Regions from separate parts of the Homo sapiens genome. Here all the other regions are linked to region 1. Evidence: chromatin contacts called from ENCODE Hi-C or POLR2A ChIA-PET data. All regions are on one chromosome and are shown on one strand. Each heading gives the region's core, a stretch centred on a gene start or an enhancer-like site at or near the end of the contact. The rest is flanking DNA. Distances are from core to core; before and after follow the strand shown. Region 1 overlaps CDH1 (cadherin 1). Region 2 overlaps CYB5B (cytochrome b5 type B). Region 3 has its middle 4.4 kb from the start of DPEP3.

The links. Hi-C counts contacts between places; a loop is a spot of excess contacts on that map. ChIA-PET counts read pairs that join two places held with the same protein, here RNA polymerase II (POLR2A). Pooled maps may share reads with other maps.
Region 2: a map with no recorded cell type shows a loop between it and region 1 (9-fold over the local background). The contact joins two enhancer-like sites. A Hi-C loop is called at or near these places in 8 of 37 single-sample maps with no recorded cell type and 4 of 50 pooled maps. POLR2A ChIA-PET finds 5 or more read pairs at or near these places in 1 of 52 experiments (GM10248).
Region 3: a pooled map shows a loop between it and region 1 (2.8-fold over the local background). The contact joins two enhancer-like sites. A Hi-C loop is called at or near these places in 1 of 37 single-sample maps with no recorded cell type and 2 of 50 pooled maps. POLR2A ChIA-PET finds 5 or more read pairs at or near these places in 1 of 52 experiments (OCI-LY7).

Annotation. Positions count from the first base shown.
Region 1 is chr16:68,755,607-68,758,306 of GRCh38, forward strand. All of the region lies in intron 2 of CDH1 (cadherin 1), which reads left to right. Among named protein-coding and RNA genes, the nearest start is that of CDH1, 20 kb to the left of the region's middle. RefSeq lists enhancers at 921-1,065, 1,059-1,158, 1,650-1,794, 1,839-1,888 and cis regulatory regions at 993, 1,722. Within about 2 kb of position 1,290, at least 16 of the 41 ENCODE cell types and tissues checked have a DNase peak (open chromatin) inside an H3K27ac peak, as active enhancers do; they include OCI-LY7, where a contact is called at or near this core.
Region 2 is chr16:69,463,711-69,466,410 of GRCh38, forward strand. CYB5B (cytochrome b5 type B) reads left to right here. Exons shown (of 5, transcript NM_030579.3): 5 at 1-2,554. Among named protein-coding and RNA genes, the nearest start is that of CYB5B, 40 kb to the left of the region's middle. Within about 2 kb of position 1,426, at least 5 of the 41 ENCODE cell types and tissues checked have a DNase peak (open chromatin) inside an H3K27ac peak, as active enhancers do.
Region 3 is chr16:67,983,527-67,986,226 of GRCh38, forward strand. No RefSeq gene overlaps it. Among named protein-coding and RNA genes, the nearest start is that of DPEP3, 4.4 kb to the left of the region's middle. RefSeq lists silencers at 1,178-1,277, 1,400-1,694. Within about 2 kb of position 1,430, at least 8 of the 41 ENCODE cell types and tissues checked have a DNase peak (open chromatin) inside an H3K27ac peak, as active enhancers do; they include OCI-LY7, where a contact is called at or near this core.

The sequences.
Region 1 (2,700 bases), core at 40-2,539:
TATTTATTTATCTTTCTCTTTTGACCTGCCACTTTAGGAACATCTCCTTTAAAGGGTATCAGATTCAAACCAGGAAATAATGCTCATTCCAAGCCACTCCCCACCCCTCAGCATGTTGCCCAAGAGGAATATTGCTCCAGCAGAGTTTTCTAAATTTTTTTTTTTTTTTTTTTTGAGACAGAGTCTTGCTCTTGTTGCCCAGGCTAGAGTGCAGTGGCCTGATCTCGGCTCATTGCAACCTCTGCCTCCCGGGTTCAAGCGATTCTCCCACCTCAGCCTCCGGTGTAGCTGGGATTACAGGCATGTGCCACCACACCTGGCTACTTTTTGTATTTTTCGTAGAGACGGGGTTTCACCATGTTGGCCAGGCTGGTCTCCAACTCCTGACCTTAGGTGATAAGCCCTCCTCGGCCTCCCAAAGTGCTGGGATTACAGGCATGAATGAGCCACTGTGCCTAGCCGAGTTTTCTAAAGATTCTTCCTGCAGAGGGATGATATTTTCTAAACAGGCATCATTTAGGGCATATTTTTTTTTTTTTTTTGTGCATGTATACGAGTGTTCCTAGGACCTGGTACTTACTTTGGAATCTCACCTTCAGTACGAGGCTTCCTCCCCAACAAATTCTTCACCACAACTATGTGGGAGTGTTTGAAAAAGGGAACAAGATGACCAACTTGTTGGTGGGGAGAGTTGTGGCTTTCCTATTGGAAAACATCATCCCTTGAATAAGCAGTGAGGCAAACACCTGGGCACTTACTTTATGAACAGGTGGGGTGGGGCCCTGAGTCACCGACATTGAGAGGCCTCTCCTGGTAAGGTTTTTCAATATCAGGTTGAATCAGCGGTGACATCACCCTCTATAGTGACAGGTACTCTAGGTGCCGGCTCTTACTCATAAGTCCCAGGAGATACTAGCCCTAGATCTCGTCTCTGTTAGCTTCGTGCTAAAAGGTTTTGGAGAAATAACAGCTGCTTGGTGACGTTCATGTGGCTGGTTTCATTACCACCTAACTCCCAGGCTTGTAATCATGACTAAATTTTCTGGAGAAAATAGAATTTGTGGTTGTATTTCTTGTAACTTTTGCCTTCTTGTCTCAAGTCTGCATTTAAAAAGAGGCCGGGTGCGGTAGCTCATGCCTGTAATCCAGCACTTCGGGAGGCCAAAGTGGGAGGATTGCTTGAGCCCAGAAGTTGGAGACCAGATTGGGCAACAAAGGGAAACCCTGTCTCTACATACAAAAACAATTACCCAGGCATGGTGGCGTGTGCCTGTGATCCCAGCTTCATGGGAGGCTGAGGCAGGTAGATCCCTTGAGTCCAGGAGGTTAAGGCTGCAGTGAGCTGCGTTTTGCACCACTGCACTCCAGCTTGGGTGACAGAGCGAGACGCTCTCTCAAAAACAAAAAACAAAACAAAACAAAGCCCTCTTCTACTCCTTGAGGTTTTTGGATGTTTCAGAGCTGTATTTTGAGTCTCTGATTTTTGTTTTGTTTTGTTTTGAGACAGAGTCTTGCTCTGTCACCCAGGCTGGAGCGCAGTGTTGGAGTCTCAGCTCACTGCAACCTCCACCTCCCAGGTTCAAGCTATTCTCCTTCCTCAGCCTCCCGAGTAGCTGGGATTATAGGCCAGCGCCACCATGCCCGGCTAATTTTTGTATTTTTAGTAGAGACAGGGTTTCACCATGTTGGCCAGGCTGGTCCTGACCTCAAGTGATCCGCCCACCTTGGCCTCCCAAAGTGCTGGGATTACAGGTGTGAGCCATGGCAACCAGCTGAGTTTTTGATTTTGAAACTTCCTGTAAGTTGTACTTATTTTTCTTTGGGCTTTGTAATTTGGTTATGATTTTTCATTCTTCTTTCTGCTAATCCTCTCACTTCCACCATGGGAGTGTTTAAATACCTGGGAAGCTGTTGAACCTAGGAAACCACATTTTACTTGCCAGATGTGAGGTTTCATTTCTGGTTTTGACAGAGATTTGACTCTTCAGCATTTATTTCTCTTTTAGCCTATGAGCTTCTCTTAGAGAAGATGAACTGGGAGGGTGGAATGCAGCAGGATTGCCTGGATTCCAATCCCAACTGGACCCTTACTTTTCCTGTGATTTTGGGCAAGTTTCTTTCTCTTTCTTTCTTTCTCTCTCTCTTTTTCTTTCTCTCTCTCTCCTTCCTTCCTTCCTTCCTTCCTTTCTTTCTTTCTTTTTTTTGAGACAGGGCCTTTTTCTGTCACCCAGGCTGGAGTGGAGTGGTACAATTTTGGCTCACTGCAACCTCTGCCTCCTGGGCTCAAGTCATCCCCATCCTCCCACCTCAGCCTCCCAAGTAGCTGGGACTACAGGTGCATGCCACCACTCCAGGCTAATCTTTTTTTTTTTTTTTTTTGTATTTTTTGTAGAGACGAGGTTTTGCCATGTTGCCCAGGCTGGTTTTGAACTCCTGAGCTCAAGCCATCTGCCCGCCTCAGCCTCCCAAAGTGCTGGGATTACGGATGTGAGTTGCTGCACTGGCCTGCAAGTTTCTTTCTTTTTTTTCAAATTTTTTTGTGTCCCTCCCCTCTATCCCAACCCCACCCCATTTTGCCTAGGGTAGGCTTCTTTTTATTTCTTTTTTTTTTTTTTTTTTTTTTTTTTTGAGAGAGAGAGAGAGAGAGAGACCCAAATGGGAATTCCCTAGGGCCAGTTTCTTAATCTTTCTGTGCCTCAG
Region 2 (2,700 bases), core at 176-2,675, 710 kb after region 1:
ACCGTTTTCCATTTCATCTGTATTTTATCTCCGTGACTCCAACTTGTGGGTTTGTTCTGTTTTTCCATGAGAATAAAATACTGGCGGTTTTTTTCTCAGATGTGTGTTCATTGAGAAGTAGGTTACTAGAATTATGTTACTGTGTCTTATTGGTTCAATGATGATTTCTCTGGCATATTAGACTTTTATTTTTTCCCCCATGGAAGCACTTGAGGAAATAAATAGTACACTGGCTGTTTTCTGCCAGCAACTGTGGTGATTTTTCTCCCTGTCCTTTGAGAATTGCTAGTCTGCTTCTGAGCCATTGTCATATCCAGCAGGGAGCAGCTTGGTTCAAGAAGGACCATAGAGGCTGCTCAGCATCTCCTCCCTCCCTCCCAGCTTGCCAGGGATTTGATGAGACAGGAAACTGCCCAGCAAACCAGGGACTGCCCATGTAAACTATTTAAGAAAAAGTTCAACCCAGGTCTTGTATCCTGTGATTTAGCAGTTGAATGAATACAGAATTCATCAAAATAATATTAACCTTGTACTTGCACACTTGGATATATTTGGGAGTAATTTTAGGAGATTTCTGGCTGACTTTTATTATCAGGGATATGGGTTTAGTAAAGCTTTTATCTTTAGAAAAATGTTTGTATGCATTATAAGATGCTACTTTTAAGACAATATTGAAAAAAACTTTGGTTATTATTTAACAAAAGTGGTATGACTTGATGCTTCTCTATTTAAAGGCAAGGAAGGATTGGTATATGATTGCCTGTAATAAATAAATTGCGTGATTATTGGAGTACATTGGGGTAAAAGTAAAGAACAGAGGAGTATTGAGGAGCTTGAAAGGGAACATTCAAACTAAAGCCAAGCCTGAAGATAACTTGAATCAGTTGTAAAAGTGTGTTGGCAATGTCCGAAATTGAATGAAAAACATCTGGCTTATAAGAAATGTTAAAGAACTACCATCTTAAGTAAAATTGGTGTTTTTGTTATTTTTAAGGTAAATGCCAATGCAAAAGGTATGTTTTTCTACTTCACATTGGTTTTCTTTTCCTGTTTACATCTGCACTTGTTTTTTGCTGAGAGCCAGAGGAAAAGATAATTAGACTTTGTCTCTTCCACCCATGAAATCCCCCAGTACCCAGGGCTTCTTCTGAACTACTGCCGATGTGATGTCACTTTGTATCTGGAAAATCACTTTGGGGTCCATTTACTGTTATTTTGTTGCCTACAAAAACAGCCAGGTGAAAGCTAAATCTTGTGTGAGAGTTTGCAGAGGTTTTTCTATACAATAAAGTAGTATAGCACACTAGCCAAATCCATCCAAAAGGACCTTTTTTTTAGGAAGTAGACTTGAATTCACAAAACAGTCTTGACATGGGTAGCTGGTGAAAAACCCTCTGGAGAGCAAGTGGAGCCAGTCCCCATTGGCTGACAGTGCCACCTGGAGCTGGTCTCTGGGGTGTTCGGTTGTTTATTCCTGAGGAAGACTAGCTGCTGCTGCTGCTGCTGCTGCAAACTGTACTGTACACATCATGGCTGCTGGACACGAAGGAGGAGGTGAGAGAAGTTTCATGCTACCGAAATAGAGGGTGTTGGTACCACTGCCCCTGGCCTGAGAGCCAGGGTTTAAACCTGCCTCAGTAGAGTCTAGTTTGAAATGACACCAAAATTCCTCAGCCCCTACTCAGCAATTGGTTTTGGTTTCCAAATGACTTCTGCATTTGTAAAGATAACAGAGTGGTGGGGTCAAAGTTTATCTTGTGTTTAGATCTCTTCAAGACTGCTTAAGCAAAAACAAAAATCCCTTGGAACCTATCGTTTGAGCCTGTAAAGTTGTTTTAGCAGTTGTCATAAATGCATATGTTGTGAAATCAGAACACTGTCGAGTTTATACTCATTTAGCTGCAATGTGGGACAATGAAAAATGCTTTACAGGCCTGGAGTATCATTACTTATGGTATCTCCTGCTTTAAAATCTCAAGCGATATCTATCTGGTTAAATTCCATTTTAGGAGATTGAGATGCAGAACGTTAATGTTCATTACCTCCTCCTACCCCAAGAGAAATGGATTCAGACATGTCTTGTCTCAACAAGAAATTGATTTTTTTTTAAACTATCTTATTCTGTTGCCAAATATCACAGAAGTAATGAGGAGTTTAGTTACATTTGGCTGTTGTGCTCTGAAAGAGCCAGGTTTGGAATTTGTGGGGGTGATCTAGGAAGAAGGTTCCAAAGAAGCAGAGGCATTTGTCAAGTTACCTACCCTATATCCAGCATCCTCCTCATGAGCTTCAGTAGCTGCTCTTTGCCCACGCTTGTATCCTACGTTTGCTATTTGGGCAAACCATTACTTCAGTTATTTAACTTCCCTTTTTTTTTAACTTCACCTTTGACTATGAACAAGTAACGGTAACATTCCTTTTGTGTATTCAATAATGCAGTTAGTTTACCTTTTTCAGAATATTTTGAACAAAGATCTTTGTCTCTTTCTGCTGGAATGCGCACACAGTGAACGTTTGTTAGAACTACACACAATAAAGACACTGTTTTCCTTTTCTTGCCCCGACTACACTTATTATTTTTAATTTAAAAAGGTGTTTTTTAAGTAGAAGTGTTGGTTTTGTAATCCTCAGGTGTTCTGGAAGAAAAGGATTTCAGAAGCATGACAGTCTCCCGTGTCTGTGCTAATGGTGTGTTTAGCA
Region 3 (2,700 bases), core at 180-2,679, 770 kb before region 1:
CAGTTTGCATCTCATTTCTTTATTATGGTGATACTGGCTAAGGGAAATCATGGGTAGTGCTGGTGAGGGCTAATCAGGGTCATGGGGGTTGGGGGAGGCACCACAGCAGTAGCTGAACCTTGCTTCAAAGGTCTGGATCGGGCATGGAGGAGTGGAGAGGGGATCCAGGGTTGGCTAACAGCCCAGCAGAGGTCTAGTTTGGGCATTACAACAACTGTTGTGGAGGAGGCACAGGTGGATTCTCTAAGGCATGGAGTTGAGGGACAAGATCAGACTAGGTCTCTTGGTCCTGAGAGCATGAGGGGGCTTGGTCTGACACGTTATTTCACCTGGGGCAGAAATCCTCCTTAAAGACAATACAAGGCTAGCTTCCAGCAGCTCCTCGTCATTTCCTGTTGAAAAAATCCTGGTGCAGGGGAAATAGATCTCAAAACTGCATCTGGGGCCGGATGCGGTGGCTTACCCCTATAATCCTAACACTTTGGGAGGCTGAGGCGGGCAGGTTGCTTGAGTCTAGGAGTTTGAGACAAGCTTGGCCAACACAGTGAAACCCCATCTCTACTAAAAATACAAAAATTAGCTGGGCAGGGTGGTGTGTGCCTGTAATCCCAGCTACTGAAGAGGCTGAGGCAGGAGAATCACTTGAACCTCGGAGGCGGAGGTTGCAGTGAGCCGAGTGCATTGCACTCCAGCCTGGGCAACAGAGCAAGACTCCGTCTCAAAACAAACAAAAACTGCATCTGGGTCAGCGCAGTGGCTCATGTCTGTAATCCCAGCACTTTGGGAAGCCAAGGCAAGCAGATTGCTTGAGTCCAGGAGTTTGAGACCAGCCTAGGCAACATGGTGAAATCCTGTCTTTACTAAAAATACAAAGTATTAGCCAGGCGTGGTGGTGCGCACCGGAGGTCCCAGCTACTCCAGAGGCTGAGGTAGGAGAATCACTTGAGGCCAGGAAGTTGAGGCTGCAGTGAGCTGAGATCGTGTCACTGCACTCCAGCCTGGGCAATGGGAGTGAGACCCTGTCAAAAAAAAAAAAAAAACAACGCTGGGGATGGTGGCTCACGCCTGTATTCCCAGCACTTTGGGAGGCCAAGTTGGGTGGATCGCCCGAGGTCAGGAGTTCGAGAGCAGCCTGGCCAACATAGTGAAACCCCGTCTGTACTAAAAATACAAAAAAAATTAGCTGGTCCTGGTGGCAGGTGCCTGTAATCCCAGCTACTCGGGAGGCTGAGGCAGGAGAATCACTTGAACCTGGGAGGCAGAGGTTCTAGTGAGCTGAGATCGCGCCACTGCACTCCAGCCTGGGCAACAAGAGGAAATTCCGTCTCAAAACAAAACAAAAAAAACCCTGAATCTGGGTAGCATCTGAACTTCCTGGGCCAGTTGCTGCTGAGAAAGGCCAATGACACAGACCGAATCTAAATTATCTTCCCTCTGCGTCTGTGTCTGTCTCTTGTTTTTCCACCTGGGCTCCCTGATAAGTGGGCATCCCCTTCTGGGCACCTCAAGAAGGGCCTTGGCCTCTGGCGACCACTTCCCCTTGTTGGTTGCTGTCTGCTCCTCCTCATGCCTGGGGGTTAATGGCCAAGTGTGACCCAGCTGCTTCTAGCTTTGGTTCTCTCAGGAAGGGCAGAGAAAGGTCATGTTTATTTTGGTCTCCCATAAATCTCCCCGGCCTGCCCAGAAGGTCTTTATTTAAGTGACTTGGAACAACATGAAGAATGGCAACTTTGCTAATAGTTTAAGAAAAGTGCAGAAGCATTGCATGTGCACCTGTTTCCTATATTATTATTATTATTATTATTATTATTATTATCATTATTATTTTAGCTTAGTTTTGTTTTGTTGTTTTTGGGTTTGTTTTGTTTTGTGTTTTTTTTTTGTTTTGTGTGCTACTCTGTCACCCAGGCTGGAGTGCAGTGGCGTGATCTCGGCTCACTGCAACCTTTGCTTCCTGGGTTCAAGTGATTTTCCTGCCTCAGTCTCCCAAGTAGCTGGGACCACAGGCGCGTGACACCACAGCCGGCTAATGTTTTGCGTCTTTAGTAGAGATGGGGTTTCACCGTGCTAGCCAGGATGGTCTCGATCTTCTGACCTTGTGATCCGCCCGCCTCGGCCTCCCAAAGTGCTGGGATTACAGGTGTGAACCACCGCTCTCAGCCTATTATTTTAAATTGTTTTGCTGGGCATAGTGGCACACGCCTGTAATCCCAGCACTTTGGGAGGGCAAGGTGGGTGGATCACTTGAGTCTGGCAGTTTGAGACCAGCCTGGGCAACATGGTGAAACCTCGTATCTACAAAAAATACAAAAATTAGCTGGACATGGTGGTGCGCGCCTATGGTCCCAGCTACTCAGGAAACAGAGTGGGGAGGATCACTTGAGCCCAGGGGGTTGAGGCTGCAGTGAGGCATGATTGTGCCACTGCACTCCAGCGGTGACAGAGACCCTGTCTCAGGAAAAATAAAAAAAGTATTATTTTAATGGGCAGCCCCCAGAACTGGAAGAGGTTCAGAGGACTCCCTATTTCCTACATTAGACATGTGAAAAGGACAGGGCATGAAGTTACAATTAATTTTTTAAATGTTATCAAAATAATACATAAGCACAGTTTAAAATGTTTGCTTATGGTTGGCTAGGTAAATCAAAGTTACCCTACTCCATCTGGGCACAGTGGCTTACTCCTGTAATCCTAGCACTT